Linked DNA regions of Homo sapiens: region 1 is linked to region 2. Evidence: chromatin loops called from intact Hi-C (ENCODE). Cell type or tissue: mammary epithelial cell. All regions are shown on one strand. Links, peaks and the distances in the headings refer to the core of each region. The heading gives the core; the rest is flanking DNA. Region 1 overlaps TENM2 (teneurin transmembrane protein 2). Region 2 overlaps TENM2 (teneurin transmembrane protein 2).

The links. Hi-C counts contacts between places; a loop is a spot of excess contacts. Peaks named below come from ENCODE experiments on the same cell type or tissue, not always from the same donor. Only the 100,000 strongest peaks of a DNase experiment are listed, where the experiment ranks them.
Region 1: it touches region 2 in a loop (2.1-fold over the local background); 1 of 110 quality-filtered maps calls a loop at or near these places.

The regions. Positions count from the first base shown.
Region 1 is chr5:167,757,422-167,762,805 of GRCh38, forward strand. The region is part of intron 4 of TENM2 (teneurin transmembrane protein 2); the gene reads left to right. Among named protein-coding and RNA genes, the nearest start is that of TENM2-AS4, 100 kb to the left of the region's middle. In mammary epithelial cell, for the core only: no CTCF peak of the experiment used is centred there; a DNase peak (open chromatin) is centred at 2,210; H3K27ac peaks cover 3,481 bases.
Region 2 is chr5:167,946,990-167,952,373 of GRCh38, forward strand. The region is part of intron 5 of TENM2 (teneurin transmembrane protein 2); the gene reads left to right. TENM2-AS3 (TENM2 antisense RNA 3) reads right to left here. Exons shown (of 3, transcript XR_941186.3): 2 at 1,827-1,929. Among named protein-coding and RNA genes, the nearest start is that of TENM2-AS3, 3.9 kb to the right of the region's middle. In mammary epithelial cell, for the core only: a CTCF peak has its summit at 3,261; a DNase peak (open chromatin) is centred at 3,322; H3K4me3 peaks cover 223 bases; H3K27ac peaks cover 2,627 bases.

The DNA.
Region 1 (5,384 bases), core at 240-5,239, 190 kb before region 2:
CATTCTTTTTTATGACTGCATAATATTCCATGGTGTATATGTGCCACATTTTCTTTATCCAGTCTATCATCGATGGGCATTTGGGTTGGTTGCAAGTCTTTGCTATTGTGAATAGTGCTGCAATAAACATACGTGTGCATGTGTCTTTATAGCAGAATGATTTATAATCCTTTGGGTATATGCCCAGTAATGGGATTGCTGGGTCAAATAGTATTTCTGGTTCTAGATCCTTGAGAAATCACCACACTGTCTTCCACAATGGTTGAACTAATTTACACTCCCACCAACAGTGTAAAAGCGTTCCTGTTTCTCCACATCCTTTCCAGCATCTGGTGTTTCCTGACATTTTAATGATCACCATTCTAAGTGGCATGAGATGGTATCTCATTGTGGTTTTGATTTGCATTTCTCTAATCTCATATACCCTTTCTTTTGCTTCAGAAAGAGAACAAGGGGTTTCACATTAGAAGAATTCTTTGTTGGAACAATTTTAATATTCTGAAGTCTTTTTCTTAGAGCATTCAAGTATGCCTTGGTTACCCTGTGGCATGGACAAATGCCCTTCCACCTCAGCCACAGTTTGCCTTCATGCATCTGTCAATACATAAGTGCAAAGTGATGTAGAATCTACCAGAGTTTGCACTGTGGGGTTGTCTTTTATACTTTCCTTTTTAAAGTAATCCTGAAAATCTCTTAGGAAATTGATGGAGGGTGGGTTCATAAAACCTCACAGTGTCAGAGTTGGAAGGCAGTCTAAATTGCATGTGGTCCCTATAGTGTCATTATGATGACCAAGAAATCAGTTCCCAGGGAGGCTGAGATTTGTCCCAGTTTACCATGATGGTGACTGTGCTGCATATTTTCTGTTTGTCCTTCACATTCTTTCATTCCATCAATATCTTGCTCTCTGCCTTGGAAGCTGACCCTATAGACTGGATCTGTGGGTGCTCTATCCTCTAGCTGATTGGCTCAATGGGAAGAGATCGAAGATCAGAAGATAGAAGGTGGAAGAGAGAGAGGCAGGGGCACTTCCTACCAGCTTGGAAGAGAGAGAGGCAGGAGCACTTCCTACCAGCTTCCTCCTTGTCATTGTGCTATAGCAGGCTGTTTTTCTGTATCTGAGACAGACATTCCCAGGTAGCCCTCTCCATACAGTCTTCTCTTTCTGGATTCTTCTAATCACTTCCACTTTTTTTTAGCTCTAGATCATTGCATGTTAGCTTTTATAAGCACTTGCTGGTTGTTAGGACTCACATTCTGTACATGGAAACATTTATTAGGACTCTGGTTCTGTAAGTGAAAAAATTCGCTGATTTTCTCGAGCCATGCACACTGACATAACTTCTGATTTCCAGAAACCTTGACCACAACTGTTTAAATAGTCCCCTTATTAAACTCTCTCATATTGCCAGGTTTGGGTGTCATCTGCTTTCATGCTAGGACCTTGATTGATACAGAAACAGCTAAAGCTAAAACTATAGCCCAGCTAGTTCTCTGTCTCCTTAACCCTATTCTATTTGCTTTTCCACCATACTGCTTTTACTATGGATACCTTGATACTTTGAATAAATAATAATTGTTTCATAAACACACAATTTTGATAGTAGATAACAGTAGCATGCAGTGGTTAAAAACATAGACTCAACATCTTGGGTTCAAATCCCAGTTCTGACACATACTAGATTACTTAACTAGCAAGTTGCTTAGGGTTCAAATCCCAGTTCTGACACATACTAGATTACTTGGGTTCAAATCCCAGTTCTGACACTAGATTACTTAACTAGCAAGTTGCTTAACTTCTCTGTGTCTCAGTATCCTCTTTCATAACAATAAGGCTATTGTGGAGATTAAATCATATCAGTTCCTTCAAAGAACTTAGCACATATGAGGGTGTTAAATGTTCATAAGTGCTCAGCACATGGTAAGTGCTCCATAAATGTTAGCTTTTATGAGTGTTGGCTGTTTGTTAGGACTCACATTCTGTACATGGAAACATTTATCAGGACTCTGATTTTGTAAGTGGAAAAATTTTCAGATTTTCTCAAGCCTTGCACGCTGTCATAAAATTTCATGAGGATAAAGTCATCAGTTCCCAGGAACACTGAAGAGTTACAGGGGAAGTGGGGAGGTGCAGGTAAGTGGGGGTATATATGAGTCACCAGAGGGACGTGAGGAGAGATGGGAAAGGAATGTAGACAACATCATGATGGACAAGCCTGGATGTGCCAGGAAGCTCTAATCCACCTGGGAGGGCTGTGAATCAGCCCCCTTCCAGCAGGGTAGGTGTCCAGTTTCTGGCTGGTTGACCTGGGAGGAGGCCATGGAAGCTGTTGCCCCATCAATCTATTGTTGAGAGATACAGCCATGAGCCTGGATGTTCCTACAACAATAATTATGCAAGAGCTAGTTTACAAAGGTGCTGACAAACCCCACCTGGAGACAGTATTTCTTTAGCTCCGAAGTGTGAAATAAGGTGTGATTTTTTAAAAAAACATAGATTCTGTTTTTCAGATATTGATTCTTTCTTTTGCATATTTGATAAATATTCAGAAATGTGAAATTGATTATACTTGAGCATGGTCTTACTTGAGCTTACTAGAGCGGTGGCTGTACTTAAGCTCTACATCTCTGGGTAGTCACTGTAGGTATTTGGAGAGAGGAGCTAAATTTCTGAACTGACTTATTTAAGTGGAATGCTATGCCCAGCTCTTCACTGGTTAAAACTCCGCATGGTACATTTTATCCTCAATGGCTTTGCTCCTGGTCTTCCTAAGGGTGCAATAAATTGTGGCTTCTCTTACCTAGAACCAGTTTCTTCTCTTCTATCATTAAATAGGGCACTGTCACATGCCTTTGAAAGAAAGAGAAATTAAGTCATCCCATCTTTTGTTGTTCAGGATGGTGACACTTTCTGTTATTACTTTAGGTCAGGCAAGGAAAGAATTTAATACACTGTTGGAAGGCATTGGACATAGGAGGAAGTGCATGGTGCTCTGTGGCCTCTGTGAGTTAGACTTAGGCCCTAACATCCAATTGCAGGCAATCGAGGCTTCTCCCACTTGTTCCCTTTCTCCTTGTTTTCTCTTTTGCCTTTATTAGAATTTTTATTGTTGGCCTGATTCTGATCATTGGTAATTGTCCCTAGAGTGGACAGCCAGTTTGATTTAGGTGGACTTGTAAATAGGTAAGTGTCAACAACAGGTTCCACAAGCAGCTGCCTTGTTATTGTTGTTGTTGCTGTTGTTGTTTTGAGACAGAGTCTCACTCTGCCACCCAGGCTAGAGTGCAATGGCATGATCTCGGCTCACTGCAACCTCTGCCTCCCAAGTTCAAGTGATTCTCCTGCCTCAGCCTCCTGAGGAGCAGGGATTACAGGCGCGTGCCACGATGCCTGGCTAATTTTTGTATTTTTAGTAGAGACGGGTCACCATGTTAGTCAGGCTGGTCTCGAACTCCTGACCTCAGGTGATCCGCCCACCTTGGCCTCCCAAAGTGCTGGGATTACAGGGGTGAGCCACCGCACCTGGCCTTACTGTTCTGTTCATGTCCTGCTGCAATGTCCATGTCCTTGCCCAACAAGTGACCCACTAAATGTCTCTGTGGCGGAAATGTCCAGGTCTACGGGTGACTAAGATAGTGAGTGAATGCCTTCTCCTATCTAAACTTTCTGCTTTTCCTCTTCTGTCTTTTGTAAAAATGAATCCTACTCTGAGCAAGCTGTTTAAAAATAAAGATCATCCTCTGTCTCATCCACCATCTTCACTGTCAGTTTCCTCTCCCCTGCTTATTTTCTTACTTTTACTTTTGTTTTTTGTTTTGAGTTTCTAACATGCTATGTAATTATTGATTATGTGATTGTCTGTTTGCCTCTACCCATTAACATATAAGCTCAACCAGGGCAGGAAACGTGTTTGTGTTATTCACTGATCTACCCCATCAACCCAGAATGCCGTCTGATACATGGTAGGCAGAATAAACGAGGAAACAAGTGTCCCAAAGAGGCCACTCCAAGAAATTCTTCAACCTCTAAAAAAGACCCAATATTATATTTCTCCACATGGAGAAATATGGACTGCTATTAGAAAAAAAAAATCATCCTAAAATCATGTTCTATCAAAATACCAAATATTAAAAGGGAAAATATCAAAAGGGAAGTTTTGCTTTCTAACTGGTCATTGTTTTAGTTTTGAATTATTAAGTTGAAAGCATAAAAAGAAAACCATCAAGTAGCACTTACACAGACCCACAAATGGCTCTGCAGACCATGGATTGAGGACCACAGGCCTAATGAGAAGTCACAGAATTCATCCCCAGGCCCTCCAAGGGAACTGGAATTTCTCACTTCACTCCCCAAGCTTCTGAGCAGCTGTACAGAGCTCTTGTGGCCTTGCCATTCCTCCTTCCATAGACACATTCAGCAATTATCATGTATCTGCTGAGCCAGAGATAGAAGCACAGAGGTAGTGCCAGAAGGGCCACTTCCAGCAATATCGCTGATTGAAAAAGTTTCCTCAACTTTGAATCATCAATAAGCTTCAACCAACGAGCTAGGAGTGCCATTGGAACCAGCGCCTCAGCTAGAAAGAATTAAGTACATGCAGAAGCGCTGCCTGACTTGGGGCTAGGTTGAGAAACACATAGTTCTTGATTCTCAGATGGCTCTTTGGAAGAAAAATCAAAGTGAAGTGACTAATTTTTAGTCTCTTTCTCTCTCCTCTCTCTCTCTCTCATGCATACATGCATATAAACACACACGTGCACGTGCATGGATACGCAGCTCTAAGGTTTTCTACAAGTGAGCTAAGAATATCCCTGGCTCCTTAGGAGGACAAAAGATCCCCTCCTGCACATCCCCAAAGACCTTTGTTTCACTCTTAGGTGTGGGAGAACTTATTTATGTCTAATCTTCTGCTTTTCAACTGCGTAAAGCATCAAAGCTTCTTTATCAGGTAGACTAAACTACATTAAGGATCAAAAAGAACACATAATATTTGTGATGGCCAATCATATTCTAGAGAGATGCTTCCCTCCCTTCCTCTCGTTATTTTCGTCTATTTCTCTTGCCCATGTGAAAACCTGGGTGATTTAAGCAGGTGCTCCAGTCTGCAGTGCTCTGGTTGTCAGTTGGCAATGGTGAGGTTAGGCATGAAAAGCCAATTTTAGATATTCTCCTGGTATTGATCTCTGCTTATCAGAAAGGCTTTTGCTGTGCCAGTTCACTTCTGTGCTTAGGCAAAGTCTTTTACAGATTTACCACCACAACTTACTCAATCTATTATAAAGTAGCATCAGCATGCAGGGTGTTTTTCCCCTTTCTTTGACCCAGTTTTAAAAACATCCAGCTAAAAATGCTTCATTAAGTTTACATAGAGGTTGCAAGGCAA
Region 2 (5,384 bases), core at 243-5,242:
TGGGCTCTTACAGAGACACTCTTGAGACTATCTGTTAATAGCTCCTGGCCACGTCACTTAGTCACTCTGCCCTCCTGCTGGCCAAATTTGAAGGTGGAGGGGTCAGAGATTGATGATTTTGCAGCCAAATGCAGCCGCATGTTCATTGAATATCCCCCTCCAAGAACTGCCATTTCAAAGGACTTGGAAAAGTTGGGCCCACAGTGCCCTAGGAGGTACTAATCATTTTCCTCAGAGTCATAGTTGCTATAGCTGCCATTGCTATTATCAGAATGATTAATTATATCAAATAGTAATAATCATAATAATATGTGTTAATAGCTTGCTATGTACCATGAATTGTGCTAGGCTCCTTAAAAATATATTTCCATTTGACTCTCCTAACAATCATGTATGAGAAGTAAGATTACTATATCCATTTTACAAGTGAACGACTCAGAAAGAAAAATATGTCACTTTCCAGTGTCCACACATCTGGTCAGTGGCCAAGCAGGGATTCAAGCCAACCACTAGCCTGAACATCTGCAACAGACTCTGTCCTCCTTGGATCTAACCAGACACTGTTATTCTTGAAAATCCTCACCCCCAATTCCCTCTGGCCAATTCAAGGTCAAATTTGAACAGGGTGTCCTGGTGCCAGTTATCATCAACCAGAGATTCTCAAGTCTCTGCCAACACCATCTCCTCTTTTAGAAACTTTAAATTGCTATTGAGATGTAACTTGCCCTAAAAGGTGGTTCAAGAGAAGAAGGCAAAGAGTTTGTGGTTAATTTGTCATCTGAGGGTCTGAGGGAGTTGAAAATTTTAAAGACCAACCATTGGCATGCCATTCCCAGGAATGAGTGATTTATTAGCAGCTAGGCAGGCCCTGACTTTTATTTTTTTCTTTCATATATTTTATCATCATTTCTAATCACCAGGAAAAATTGGTGAAGACTATGGCGCAAGACAAGCCTGGTTTAATTTGTCTCTGCTTTCCCACCCCATCTATTTGTCGATGCTTGGCAAAAGTAGACCCAACCTAAACACGTCCTCCAGCTGTTTATTTAGGCAGAATGCAACAACAATAGTCGATTATTAACAATTTCTTCCTTAGAGCCCCTGAAAGTCTTCCTTTATATGTTGTTTAAAACGTGGGCATTGATTGTTTCCCCATGCCGTGTGAGCAACTCTAATGGAGTCAACACAAAAGTTGATATGCCAAGGTTTTTCACTTCCCACATCTGACTTTATGGGAATTGGTATCGTTACTCAACAAAGAAGCACTGCTTCATTTTTCTCAAGTTTCACTGCCAACCGGTAGGCATTTAGGAAGGACAGACTATGTGACTGGCATCCCTCTCAAAATCAACTGGCAACAACTGTCCCACAGAAAATCTAAAAGCGCAGAAGCACAGACCATTCTTTAGCAGGACAGACAGCAGTGCTCATTCAAGCCCTTGATTTTTAAACATACAGGAAACATCTTGTCTATAAATTCACTTATCATTTCCAGGCACCTTACTTATACCTCCCCTGGTTTTTAGTAAAGAGCCAATAAGACAGTTCCTTCTTCCTAGGACTAAAAGCCACGCAGTACCTAAAAATAAATTCCAGGTTCTGGACTGAAGGTAAATCAGGTGCAGTGTCAGGTCAGCACCAATATTTTAATGACAGTTGCCTTTTGTCTACTAATAGCATACTGATTAGGTTGATACTGTGTAAGAATTTACCTTATATAGTTTCTTATGTTTAAATTGCATTATTATGTAATTTCATATTTATGTAATAGAAGAGCTCTTAGTAATATGCACATTAATTAAACCCAATAAATGTATGGAACTTACAGTGGACATGAGGGTTCCTTCATCAAGCTGAGTTATTCATCTCCGTTTCATAGTAAGTTGAAGACATCAGTTGCTTTACAGAAGGGCTTTTCATGTATTTTGGCTTTTTGGAAAGCAAGAGGGCATGTTGTCAGCATTGTTTGCATTTTTGAAACAGAAAACCTTCCCACCCAGCAAGTGTGTTGGATGACTGTAGTGAAAAGTGATAAATGCAAAAAGGTGCTTGTGATCATTTGTTGTAGCAGAGGTGCTTCATACTAGAGGTACGTTACTGATACTGAATACCAAGGCACCCGAGTGAAACTAGGAGTCAAAAACATACTATTAGGCGTCAGTAACATAAATACATACAGCCAGCTAAATTACGAGAACAGGGATCGCTAGGGTTGATGGCAAATCAGATAAGCCACCCCACCCCTCACAGCATTCAGCTCTATCCAGTTGTTTTGAGGGGATACAGACTCCATATTTTGGGTTTGGTTTTGCTTTCAAGAGAAGTCAGAAATCTGGAACACTATGCAAAATCTCAACTTTGAATTTTTGATAATATTCAGCTTGAGGGCTGTCAGTCTGTGACATCTGCCCTAGATAGATGAAATTTGGATTTAATTTTCCTACTCAAATCTGGGGTCCCTGAGAGCTGCAGTTATGTCTTATCCATCCTTTCATCCCTGAAAGAACCCATCACTGTTCTCTACACTTGGTTTTCGGGGACTTGCCAACCATCAGGCAGCATGCTTAGCACTTTACATTCATCCTTCCTCTCTAACTTTCACAGCAACCTTAGCGGGTAGTTACTGCTGTTTTCACCAGTTGGCAGATGAGTAAGCTGAGAATGAAAGAAATGAGGTAGCACGCCCAGGTTCACACAACTAGAAAGTGGCAGACTCAATTCTTGAACCCAGTTCTGTAGATTTTATCTCCTAACCTCTAGCTAAATGCCCCTCCTAGATGTTCCCACATTCCTCTGTATATATCCCAGGGGTCACATTTACCACTCTGTATTGTAATTGTCTTTTCCTTCTGTCTCCTGCACCTCGTTGGGAAATATGACTGCAGGATAGATAGACAAATGAGCAAATATAATCAATGCCGTGGTGAAAATGAGCAACAGTTAGGAGGAGAATGTCTTCCAATACCGAGAACGCTGGATAATTTTTGTTTTTGTTGCTGTCAATAATTTGATCTATCTGCAATGAAATATCATCTTGCTTTATAGGAGGGCTGGGTGAGCGGAGAATTAAGTATTCTTCCATCTTCCCTTACTCTTCCTTCTCCATTTCCCCCAGGAAGCTCTAGGCTTTCTCATTAGGATAAATGAAAAGAGAACTTGACCTCTCTTCTAGTTAACTGGAAAACTCCCAATTCATTTTATTTGGAACATAACACATGGCACCCAGGTCGGTGCTTCTCTTCCCCCTGGGGACCAGCCCTGGATATTGTCAGCACACAAGCAACCGCAGGAATTCTGCCCACGCATAACACAGATGGACCTCACAAGGGCCACACAAGCTGGAGTAGATAAGGAGAACTTAGCTCAGAGTGAATACACAGGAAGGAGGAGGGTCTGGTATCTCATTTAGGGAATTAAATCCTTTATATGGCCTCTTTGTACTTTAGAAGAGTGTGTGGTCTGGAGAGGGGAGGGTGGGGGGCCAGGACAGAGGGAGATGGAAAGTTAGGACTTAGGGCTGGGGAGGGCAGGTTCTCACTTGTGCACTGACCCGCCCCATCTTCCTGAGGCAAGTCTCGTAATTACCTAACTAATGGGGAATAATGACACCACTTGGATGGGAGTTGAGAGAGGGGGAAAGAAAGGCATGAGAATTCATTAACCATGTGTGAGGGGCTTGGATAGCATCCCTGAAGGATCATTATTACATCATTTCACCCCCCTTTCCCACCTCTTTCCACTAATATGAGACAGACAAATGCTAAATAACTATGTAATAATACATTACTAGACAGACAACAATGCCAGAAAATATAATAGCCTGCTACAGCTATGAAACTCTCCCAAAGATATATTTAAAATGTCACTGATGCATAATGTAAAATAGGAATTACAGGTTCATTTGGAGGACATGATTTAAAATCTATACAACTGTACAGTGGTATTTCCCACTGGGTTTTTGTTGTCACTGTCCTTTTCTAAACATCACAAAGAAAACAAAAATCACCCAAATAATTTCAGCCTAGAGATGCGAACTTCAAGGAACCTGTTTCCTCCACATTTTTCCTTCTTGTTTTTGTTGGTCAGGATGCTCTCCAAACCTAGTATCTTCTTGACATGTTGTCTTTTCTTCAGAATGTTTCTGCAGCCTGCACAGGAACCCCAGAATGTAGATTACACCTTTTGGAGATGTAGCCCGGCCACATAAGGAGACAAGTAGTTGAAATTTGTGTCAAATTGCTTGTTTAAATGACTTGAGCCAACTTCTTAAAGCCAGGACAGCAGGGGCTGAGGATTTTTAAAGTTGGCAGGGGCCAAAAATGACAAGGCTCAGCAGTCACCTGGTGAGCTGCCAGCCCTGACTGGAAGCTTCAAAAAATAAAACTTTCTCAAAGGACACAAATTAAAAGTCATGTTTCAGCATCCATTAAAACGAAATTATAGGCTTCATCGCATAGCAAACTACTTTCATTTTCATTATGCTTAAAATATTTCATTTTGTAGATTGAGAATCGGTTGCTAGGAAAACCTTGTGTGGAGTTGTCAGAGACAGCGATATCTACAAGGGGATATTTTCCAAGGGAGAGCTCTCCTTTGTTTTTCCTGCAAGGATAGAGGATTTTGTTATTTAAAAAAACGCAGGATGCAATTTGGAGTCGGGGTCATGGCTTGAAAACATCTGCCATGACCTTCTCCAGAGACCGAGTCCTCAGGGTTCATCTCTCAGAGGAAAGAAGTTAGCAACCTGCTGAGCTGAGTGGGCTCACAGGTGTGTTTTGTTCACTCTCATTTTAAAATAGATATATATGTGTATATTACACATATACACATATATACACACATACATACGCAAATATGTGTGTATACACACATACATACGCAAATATGTGTGTATACACACATACATATATATAAATCTCATTTTGAATTGTCAACATTTTTAAAAACTAGGAAATTTTATCTACAAGTCCAGATTTCCAGCTTTTCTAGAGAAATTAGAAATTACGGCTGCCTTGAGCTCTCTCCCTCATTCCCACGTGATCAAATTGACCTGGTGCTGAGTGAGGGCTGCCCCCTAGTCTCTTCACCTCAACTCAGTCCTTAGCTAGCCCACTCCACCTTCCTGCCTAGTCCCTATAGGTATTTAAAGGTACTATTCCCTGACTTAGAGTGTTCCATATTCTTAATATCTTCAAAAGATGAAATTTTTGAAAAGAATGTGTGCAGTATACCAGTTTACCTGGAAAGGGAATAGGGACTTGCTACGCCAGCGATCAGCCTTGAATGTCATGTTACTTTCATTGCAGTATTAATATGTTTCAAATAATTCCTCTGGTCAGCCCTTATCCACCTGGTTTTGCTAAATTAGTTTCTCATTATTCTTC